2 separate regions of the Homo sapiens genome follow, and region 1 is linked to region 2. The links are chromatin contacts, found by Hi-C or POLR2A ChIA-PET in ENCODE. All regions are on one chromosome and are shown on one strand. Each heading gives the region's core, a stretch centred on a gene start or an enhancer-like site at or near the end of the contact. The rest is flanking DNA. Distances are from core to core; before and after follow the strand shown.

Region 1 (4,860 bases), core at 2,361-4,860, 850 kb after region 2:
GGAGGAGGCACAGAGAGTCAGTTTCATGCCCCTAAAGGTGAAATGCTGGTGAGGAAGGGGAAGTCTTCCACCTCAAAGGGCTCTACTGAACCTTACACAATCCCAAACCACAGTATAAAGGCCTTGGGAGGGGTTTCCTGTAAGCTGGGAGGGGAAATGTAGGTGGTGGGGGCTGGAATCAGAGACTGGTTTTGATAAATAACTTCAGATTAGGGGCACAAAAAGCACTCCCCACAAGTTCTTCCAGTAAGCTTCTCTTTAAAAAAAATTAATAAAGATATCAAATTTCTTTTAATTAAACTGAGACAGGGTCTTGCTTTGTTGCCTAGGCTGGTCTTAACTCCTGGGGGCCCAAGCAATCCGCCCTCCTCAGCCTGCCAAAGGACTGGGATTACAGGCATGAGCCACGGTGCCTGGACCCAGTAAGCATCTCTTGACAGCTAGCATTGAGACAGCAACTTTTCCTCAGTTCATTTTTTTTCCCCAGAAACTACCTAAACCCAGAGGTACTCTCTTGCCTGCTATTTCTATGAAATATGAAAATGCTGATTATTAATTTACATAACAATACTTCCTGTACATTCACCTACCTAAAGTTTTATGTCTATTCCCATCCAAGTGGTTTTATTTATTTATTTTTATTTTTTTGAGACAGAGTTTTGCTCTTGTTGCCTAGGTTGGAGTGCAATGGTGCGACCTCGGCTCACTGCAACCTCTGCCTCCTGGGTTCAAGTGATTCTCCTGCCTCAGCCTCCCGAGTAGCTGGGATTACAGGCATGCAACACCATGCCCAGCTAATTTTGTATTTTTTAGTAGAGATGGAGTTTCTCCATGTTGGTCAGGCTGGTCTTGAACTTCCGACCTCAGGTGATCCTCCCACCTTGGCCTCCCAAAGTGCTGGGATTACAGGCATGAGCCACCGTGCCCAGTCCTCTCCAGGTCATTTTAGATGTGAACACCGGACCTGTTTAACCTGTTCTCTATCAGCACTGGAGGCACATTGAGGCAAGCACAGATAGACATTTAACTAATACTGTGGGTATAAATAATAAAAAACCACAAATCCTGCCCTTTGGAAAACATCTCCCTTCAATCTCCTTGCTCCCCTCCCACTCTTTATCAGGGAGAGAAACAGGGAGAAATTAAACTAGTTAGGGGCCAGGCGCGGTGGCTCACGCCTGTAATCCCAGCACTTTGAGAGGCTGAGGCGGGCAGATTACTTGAGGTCAGGAGATCGAGACCATCCTGGCTAACATGGCAAAACGCTGTCTGTATTGAAAGTACAAAAATTAGCCAGGTGTGTTGGCACGTGCCTGTAGTCACAGCTGCTCGGGAGGCTGAGGTGGGAGAATTGCTTGAACCTGGGAGGCAGGGGGTTGCAGTGAGCTGAGATGGTGACACTGCACTACAGCCTGGGTGACAGAGCGAAACTCCATCTCAAAAATAAAATAAAATAAAATAAAATAAAATAAAATAAAATAAAATAAAATAAAATAAATTAAACTAGTTAGAAATCTTGTCTTTTCTCCACCCTCCTCCCAGCCTGAGACTGCTTCCTTCTTGTAAACCTACAGGAATTTGGGGCTAGGGGAAGGCCTGGGAGATGAGGTTGAGGAACATTAAAGTTACTGAAACAAAATAAGCCTAGTCACTCAAATTGATTATCCTCTTGATTCACATATGTTTATGCTAGCTGCATATCATTTACGTGTTGTTAATTTAGAATCAGAGTAGCAAAAATTGCCTGCAGGCCTTATGCTTTTTTTTCTCTCTCTTTCTCTCTCTCCTTTCCTTCTCCCCTTAAATGACACTTAGGGTGAACCTCAAAGCAGATGCCAGAGCCTGGAAAAGTGAAAAAGCTTGAAGAAAAGCAGGCCTTGGCCGGGCACAGTGCCTCACACCTGTATCCCAGCACTTTGAGAGGCCGAGGCGGGCGGATCACCTGAGGTCAGGAGCTCAAGATCGGCCTGGCTAACATGGCGAAACCCCATCTCTACTAAAAATACAAAAATTAGCCGGGCACGGTGGCGGGCACCTGTAATCCCAGCTACTCAGGAGGCTGAGGCAGGAGAATTGCTTGAACCCCGGAGGTGGAGGTTGCAGTAAGCCAAGATTGTGCCTCTGCACTCCAGCCTGGGTGACAAGAGTGAGACTCTTGCCTCCAAAAAAAAAAAGAAAAAAAGAAAAAAAAAAAAGAAAAGCAGGCCTTATTTTTTATATTTTCTCTCCAGTGCCAGAAATGATCAATGATGAAGTGGGGGTTGGGCAGCTAGCTGGCTGGAGAGGTGAGCCAAAGGAACCCAGGAGTGGACACCTGAGGGAGTGGGGTCTCAGAGGAACTGGGCAGAGCTAAATGGGCTAAGTCTTAAGAGGCAGGGGCAGGAAATGTAATGGAGGCTTTCTACTCTACAACGTCCAATCCTGCTGGGGAGGGCATGGAGTATTTCAGAGTAGGAAAGAATGAGGGAGAGGATAGTCAGATAAATCAAAGTTTCATTCTTTTCCTCCTCTTTCTTAGCTCGTCAAATCCTACACTTTCTCTCCAGCTGGAATTATGGTGGTGAGTGAGGGAGTTAAAATAATCCTGGCTCCTCCCTAATCAATGGCAGTAGAGAGCCGAAAGTTGGAAGAAGCACGTAAAACAGGTATGTAGCTTCAAGAAGACACTCCTTCTCTGTAGGAACAGTTCCCTTACTGTCTCACACCAATCTCCTTCTTAGTCTGACCTATGTCTTTGTGCAATCAATAGTTTAGATTTTCATCTCAGAATATGTCAACCATGGCCACAGTGCCCTGTATACTTGCTCACAAGGAGAGGGGGAAGGTTTCGTGCTTTCATTAAAAGGAGGAGGACCAAGCAGCATCCCCTTTACATGTCTCTCCTGACTTAGCTCCTCTAAGCAATCCAGACTTGCAGACCAAAGGTGGAAGGACAGCAGGTGTCAGCTCCCCAAAGCTGGAGAGGAAATAGAGAAGGGTGGGAGAAGAGGTGAAGAAGATGATTAAAATAAAGTTTTTACCTTAAAGAAGGGGGTGCTGTTCCAAGATTGAGAAGGAGGGTTCAGCCGTGGCAATGAGATGGGGGAGATAGGTGCAATGAAGGGGGCTGCCAGTGCCAGCTGCCTTCCAGCTGTCAACGCCTGAGCTTATACAGGTTTACACAGCTTTATAAGCGACGGTCCAGGCTGGGTTGTGGCCACTTCCGGACTCACGCCCAGTACTGGGGGCACTGGAGGAGGGTGAAGGCAGGCAGGGACACAGCCAAGGTGCTCCAGGTCGCTCAGAGAGTCTTCAGGATTCCTGAGTCGCCGAGTCTATGGCATGCGCTCCGGGCCCTGACTACAAGCTGGTTTTCAAAGGAAGTTTGTGGTTTTTCTTTTCTTCTCTCTCTCTTTTTTGTTCTCATCAGGACGAAGAAAAATTAGGCAAGGACAAGCTCCCTGGAGGAGGAGGGGCCTGCCCAGCGCTGGTGGATTTCCATCAGGACTTTCTGACCCGGTCAGCAGCTTTGTGATCAGCAGAGAGGGAGCGAGAAACAGGAGAGAAAAACAACAGACCCTTTCTCTTCCCTCTGCCTGCCTCTAGAAGGGACGGAGCGCTTGTGCCTCTCTGGTGAGAATAGGGAAGAGCAAGTGCCCTTGCTAAGTAGGGAGGAGAAGGGCTGGACAGAAGCAGCTTGTTGGATCTGGGCTCTCTCTCTGGGTATGGCAGTCCTTTGCTCTGGATCCACAGAAGCAGGAGCAAAGAGCACGATATTTGCATGTATTACTCAATTAATGTTAAAAACAAACAAACAAACCCAGCTCTTTTCCCTCTGGAGCCCTCCAGAGAGCTCCTTTCCAAGTCCTTGCTGTATCATTTTTAAGTCTAGAAATGAAACTGGTTGGGTTGTGCACCTGGTAGAGTGCAGAGGGTGTGGTAGAAGCCCCAGGCTCTGGGCGCGATGGCTGACGCCTGTAATCCCAGCACTTTGGGAAGCCAAGGCGGGCGGATCACAAGGTCAAGAGATCAAGACCAACCTGGCCAACATAGTGAAACCCCATCTCTACTAAAAATACAAAAATTAGCAGGGCATGGTGGCACATGCCTGTAGTCCCAGCTACTCGGGAGGCTGAGGCAGGAGAATCGCTTGAACCCGGGAGGTGGAGGTTGCAGTGAGCCAAGATCCTGCCACTGCACTCCAGCCTGAAGACGGAGCAAGACTCCGTCTCAAAAAGAAGAAGAAGAAGAAAAGAACTGGCAGAGCAGGCAGGAGATCCAACACGCCTGTGCTCTGGATCTTGGTTCCACTGCAGGCCTCTCATCAGTCACCTCCTCTCGATTTACAGCTGGGGAAGCAGGAAAAGCTGGTGTGAGGCTGACGGTAGGAAATAAAGGGATAGATAAATAAATGAGGGAATTTTTGATGATGAGTGTCCATTTATTTGCAGTACCTGCACTACTCTGCGGCTGGAAAGTGGCAGTTAAGGGAGGTTGGAACCTAACTCCACATTCTGAAGGGTTCCCTAAACTCTATGTACAGGGCCGCCACAGGATGAAATTTCAAGCAACTCTAAAGGCTGAAAGAGCAATTGGAACAATTAGGGTGGCAGAGAGCAAAAAGCCAAGGTTACAACCGTCCAAGAAAGGAAGAAGATATTTGCCGAGGCTGTAGAAAAAAACAGGCTACAGAGTTGCAAAGGGAGAAGCAGCAGGAGTTGGCAGGAGACTGTAGGTGTTAACAAGAGGGGTCAAAGATTATTCTAATGTTCTCCTAACATGAACAACCACAAAATTGGTGGCGACTGAGTCAGTTTGGTAAAGGGCAGAATTTGTAGAAAGAAGATGATCTGTTTTGCCAAGTGTCATTTAAAATGTCAC
Region 2 (5,359 bases), core at 2,831-5,330:
CCTCTAATTATCTCTAATACCATACTAATATTCAGTATCCTTCTTAGCTCCTCCTTGGTCATTTCTAAAACAACCTCCTAGCTATGCATTTTGCAGGAATAGAAGCTGGGTTTCCTTAAGTTATGGATGACTCTGGAAGCAGAATATCTCTCCTTCCTGGAGCTAGGTCTAAGAAAGTGAGATTATAATCTCTTATTTCTTCATTGTCAAGGTGAGGCACCACCTCTAAAACCCTGGCTGAAACAGGAATCTTCCCCTCACAGGCACCCAACCTGATCTTCCTGGCAGTGAGTCCAGAAGAGAAGGAATCGTGGATCAATGCCCTCAACTCTGCCATCACCCGAGCCAAGAACCGTATCTTGGATGAGGTCAGGGGGCTCACTGTGGGGAGAGGGAGGAACGCTGGGGCAGAGGGAACAGCTGTGACCCACTGAAGGGGGAGGATTGTGCAGGCCCCGTTTACTCGCTCCTCCACCAGCTCTACTTCTTTACCACCCTTTTAAAAGCCCTGATCTCTTTCTACCTTCTCTCCAAGTCTCATCTGACACCTCCTCTTCCCCGCTTCATGATGGGGGAGCCAGCCTTGGGTCAGCTTAAAGAGCCCCCTTCGTGTCCAGTAAATCCCCTTGCCCATTCAGAAGCAGTGAATGGAGTGGGCACATGTTCAGGCCTCGGGATGCTGGGTTGGGACAGCGAGTCGCTGAAGAGCACTCATGATTCACAGTACATCTCTTCAGGTCACCGTTGAGGAGGACAGCTATCTTGCCCATCCCACTCGAGACAGGGCAAAAATCCAGCACTCCCGCCGCCCCCCAACAAGGGGACACCTAATGGCTGTGGTATGTAAGACTGTAATAAACATTGCCAAAGGGCCAATTCTGTGTCAGTCCATCTCAGACAGAACTGTATGCCACCAGAGGCATTTGCGGGAGGCCTCCTTGATGCCAAGATCAAAGGCGAGGGAAGTCCTTCCACCCAATGCCTCTGCCAGATCTAAATCAAAAGGTTTTATTCAGCGCCCATTAGGAGTTCAAAAGTCCCAGCTCCCAGTAATGTTACCCTCTTTCGGAGAAAATGAGTTATACCCACAGGAAAATGAAAAATTAGCTACTGTATGGTGGCTGTCTTGATGGGTAACAACATGTAGTACCGCGGGTGTTTGGAGGAGAAAGGATCACAATGAACTCCTGAAACATACAACGTGCTAGTTTCTTTCATGCCTCTGAGCTCTTAAGTCTTCAGAGAGAGAGGCAGGCAGGTATAATGCAGAGAACACAGGCTTTGGAGTTAGAACCTGAGTTGGAACCTCACTGTAATCAGCTACCTGTGTGGTTCCCTGAAGTTGCATGTCTCCAACTGTAAAATGAGGCAGTAATCATGCCTGCCTTGAAGGGCTGCTGTGAGGAATGACTAAAACAACATATTTGGTATTGAATACTCATCATTTTTAGTATTCTGGAAATAAGAGAACAAATTTTATTATAAGGCAAGGGGGCTGAAGTGTGGGACTCAGAGGATGCAGATGGAGGAGGACAGTCGTGCCATGGGGAGCATCCTGTGTGCATCAGATGCAGTTTAATTGCTGAGAGTCCACAATACCAAGGAAGAGGGCGCCCCTCAGGAAGCTTATGGTAGAGTGGAGAATACAGGAAACAAGTAACAAACTAAATCACAGAAGAAGAAACATTCAAGTCACTATCAAAGGAATAAGAAACAGCACATTCAGTAGGAGGGTTCAGTCAAGAGCAGAGGGCTTTGCCAGGCAGGGGGGCTCACACCTGTAATCCCAGTACTTTGGGAGGCTGAGACGGTGTATCACTTGAGGTCAGGAGTTTGAGACCAGCCATGGCCAACATGGTGAAACCCTGCCTCTGCTAAAAATACAAAAAAAAAGAGCTGGGCGTGGTGGTGCACGCATGTAATCCCAGCTACTCGGGAGGCTGAGGCAGGAGAATGGCGTGAACCCGGGAGGCGGAGCTTGCAGTGAGCTCAAATCGTGCCACTGCACTCCAGCCTGGGTGACAGAGCAAGACTCTGTCTCTAAAAAAAAGTACTTCTCATTCAAGGAAGGCTTGTAGAGGAAAATGACCACAGCTTGCATCTTTTAGGCAGTCATTCCGAAAATCCCTCCTGATGACAGGTTCCCCACTCATTCCCCCCTTCCTCCACAGGCTTCCACCTCTACCTCGGATGGGATGCTGACCTTGGACTTGATCCAAGAGGAAGACCCTTCCCCTGAGGAACCAACCTCTTGTGCTGAGAGCTTTCGGGTTGACCTGGACAAGTCTGTGGCCCAGCTGGCAGGGAGCCGGCGGAGAGCGGACTCAGACCGCATCCAGCCCTCCGCAGACCGGGCAAGCAGTCTCTCCCGACCTTGGGAAAAAACAGACAAAGGGGCCACCTACACCCCCCAGGCACCCAAGAAGTTGACGCCCACAGAGAAAGGCCGCTGCGCCTCCCTGGAGGAGATCCTATCTCAGCGGGATGCTGCCTCTGCCCGCACCCTCCAGCTGCGGGCTGAGGAACCCCCAACCCCTGCCCTCCCCAACCCGGGGCAGCTGTCCCGGATCCAGGACCTGGTAGCAAGGAAACTGGAGGAGACTCAGGAGCTTCTGGCAGAGGTTCAGGGACTGGGAGATGGGAAGCGAAAGGCCAAGGACCCCCCTCGGTCTCCGCCGGATTCTGAGTCAGAGCAGCTGCTGCTGGAGACGGAACGGCTGCTGGGAGAGGCATCATCGAATTGGAGCCAGGCAAAGAGGGTGCTGCAGGAGGTCAGGGAGCTGAGAGACCTGTACAGACAGATGGACCTGCAGACCCCGGACTCCCACCTCAGACAGACCACCCCGCACAGTCAGTACCGGAAGAGCCTGATGTGAGGGCAGGGTGGGGTCTGGAACTTGTCGGGTTGGACAGACTCTTATCTCCGTGTTGCTGGATAAAGCTTTTTTATTTACCTCAATCAAAAAAAGAAAACAAAAATGAACTCATTGCTCTTGCTGATGCCTGACCCCACTACAACCCTTATTGCCCCACCTACTTTCCATATGCCCCTCGTATGCCCCTCAGGTTTGAGGAAGTGACCCCGCAGCAGTAGCAGGAAGTTTTTACCCAGCCAGAGAGAGAGAAGGCACGGTAAAGACACAGTCTGACCACTCCACACACCGCCCGCCCCCAAGACGGCACAGGGAGTCCACTGCTGCTCCCAAGGATACAGTGGGCTTCTAAGCTTAGAGCGGGAGGGGGATGAGGATGTTTTCTGTTATGTCCCACCCCAGGCCTTCAGTTTGAGGGTGAAGTTTCAGCTGCCCAACTCTAGTTGTAGGGATGTGGAGGCCAGTGTCACCTGTCCGTGCACATGGAAGTGAAATTTATCCCAGCCCTGAGGAGGATTTGTGGAATTAAAATCTCCCCAGCCAGACACTGGCTTCTCATTCCTAGCAGTCTCTCATTGAGATCGAGCTGCCTGGATTTTCTTACATGAGGTGTTTCTTCCCTTCATCTTCCACACCCTTCCCAACCTTGACTCAAAGATCCACCCTTGTCGGGCGCAGTGGCTCACGCCTGTAATCCCAGCACTTTGGGAGGCCAAGGCGGGTGGATCACCTGAGGTCAGAAGTTTGAGACCAGCCTGACCGACATGATGAAACCCAGTCTCTACCGAAAATACAAAAAATTAGCCAGGCATGGTGGTGGGCGCCTGTAATCCCAGCTATGCGGGAGGCTGAGGCAGGAGAATCACTTGAACCTGGGAGGCAGAGGTTGCAGCAAGCCAAGATTGTGCCATTGCACTCCAGCCTGGGCAACAAGAGCGAAACTCCGTCTCAAAAAAAAAAAAAAAATCCAACCTTGAGTGGATGAGACTAGTTTCATTATTTGATTCAGGGCCCTAGCACAGGGGAACTAGAGACAGACCCCACAGAAGAACTGAACTAAGAATGAAACTGGTGTGTGATGCAAGCTGGGTAGGATGAAGGGGAAAACCAAACATCTGTCCAAGTTCCTCTTTCAGCCATGCTGAGGTTTCCTGTAGCCTCCCCCTCTCCTTCCTCAAACCTCTTCCATCACTAAGCAAGTCCCCACTTTAGAAAAGCATCTGGATGCCCACGCCACCACCCTCCCAGCCACCTCTGAAGTTGCCAGGCTTCCCAACATTCTTGTCTGTGGTAGGTCCCACACAACTCACTGTTCACTCTTTCCTTGGAAGTGTGTGAGATGAGGTTTAGTAACGGTGAGGTCCCCAGAAGAGCTATGAAGGGAATAATTTGATTTTGGGAAAGAAGGGGACAGAGTCTCATGAATCAAGTAAATGAGGGGTTAAAAGCCACATTGAAGTGTGCCTTGCTAGCTGCTTGATCCTCCAAGAGCAGCGGGGCTTCACTAGAGGTAAGGGGAGGAGGGGGAGGAAACGGGGCCAAGTTACATGTAGACCTGGCCATGACGCTGCCCCGATGTTATAGGAAGATGGGATAGGAGGAAGCGGGGGAAAAACCTGTGGGAGAAACAGATTCTTCAGTCCGCATTCTTCTGCTCTAACGTCACTCCTACAACCCATGTAAGCAAAATGGGGGCCTCTGTCCCCTTTCCAGAAATCATCTCTTTCCTTCACAGCTCTTCTCTGGACCTTATCACTGCTGTTAAACCATCCCTAGGGCAGAGGAATTCTTGCTCTCTCTAGTCCCTTGCCACTCTGTCATGGAGATTGTCCCCAGCTCTAGACTGTAGTTACCTAGCCTCTTCCTTGAAGAATGTGTATCCCAGTTGAGTGAGGGAAAGTGTGCAAGAGTGCCACCTTCATGTCATTCTATGGTCTCTTGGGGTATGAGGTGAGAACCCAGGCTTCCAGACTTCCTGTCCTTCAAATAGCTGCACTCTCCACAGCCCTAAGCATGGTCAGCAGAGCCATCCATTGTCACAAGTATTGAAGTCTAAGGTAGAATTATGCTTTCTTTTTACAAGTCTCTATCTTTGTATTTTACCAGCATTTTTCCTTTTCTTTTTTTCTTCCTTGTTGCTCCCACATAATGAAAAAAGACAAAAGCACAAATGACATGTGTATCCCAACATGTCAATTATCTGTGGCTCCCAGGGGAGCCAGAAGATGGAGGGAGACACTAGAGAGGAGAATGACAGGTGAAAGAAGCAGAAAAGAAAGATCGGGGACCTCACAACAGTAAGAGAGGAGCTGGGCACTGTGCTCCTGGGCTTCAGGCTCTAAAACCAACAGCTTCCAGTTCTCCAGCAGTTACTGGAACATCCAGGCCCTAGGGTGGTGAAATGAGCCCAGCTTTGAAACCAGATGGATCTGGATTCAAATTCTAACTCTGTTACTTCTTGATTATGAGGCTCTGGGCAAGGCACA

The links. Hi-C counts contacts between places; a loop is a spot of excess contacts on that map. ChIA-PET counts read pairs that join two places held with the same protein, here RNA polymerase II (POLR2A). Pooled maps may share reads with other maps.
Region 1: a pooled map shows a loop between it and region 2 (5-fold over the local background). The contact joins the promoter of MINDY1 here to the promoter of LINC02988 in region 2. A Hi-C loop is called at or near these places in 2 of 50 pooled maps. POLR2A ChIA-PET finds 5 or more read pairs at or near these places in 2 of 52 experiments (WTC11 and activated T-cell).

The regions. Positions count from the first base shown.
Region 1 is chr1:151,003,292-151,008,151 of GRCh38, forward strand. It overlaps MINDY1 (MINDY lysine 48 deubiquitinase 1), which reads right to left and starts at 3,611. Exons shown (of 10, transcript NM_001376665.1): 1 at 3,021-3,611. RefSeq lists enhancers at 2,847-3,106, 3,337-3,516.
Region 2 is chr1:150,156,648-150,162,006 of GRCh38, forward strand. LINC02988 (long intergenic non-protein coding RNA 2988) reads left to right here and starts at 4,081. Exons shown (of 4, transcript NR_135098.1): 1 at 4,081-4,163. PLEKHO1 (pleckstrin homology domain containing O1) reads left to right here. Exons shown (of 6, transcript NM_016274.6): 4 at 264-368; 5 at 738-839; 6 at 2,172-3,418. The coding sequence ends at 2,876. RefSeq lists enhancers at 2,209-2,710, 3,841-4,150 and silencers at 3,011-3,060, 4,761-4,830.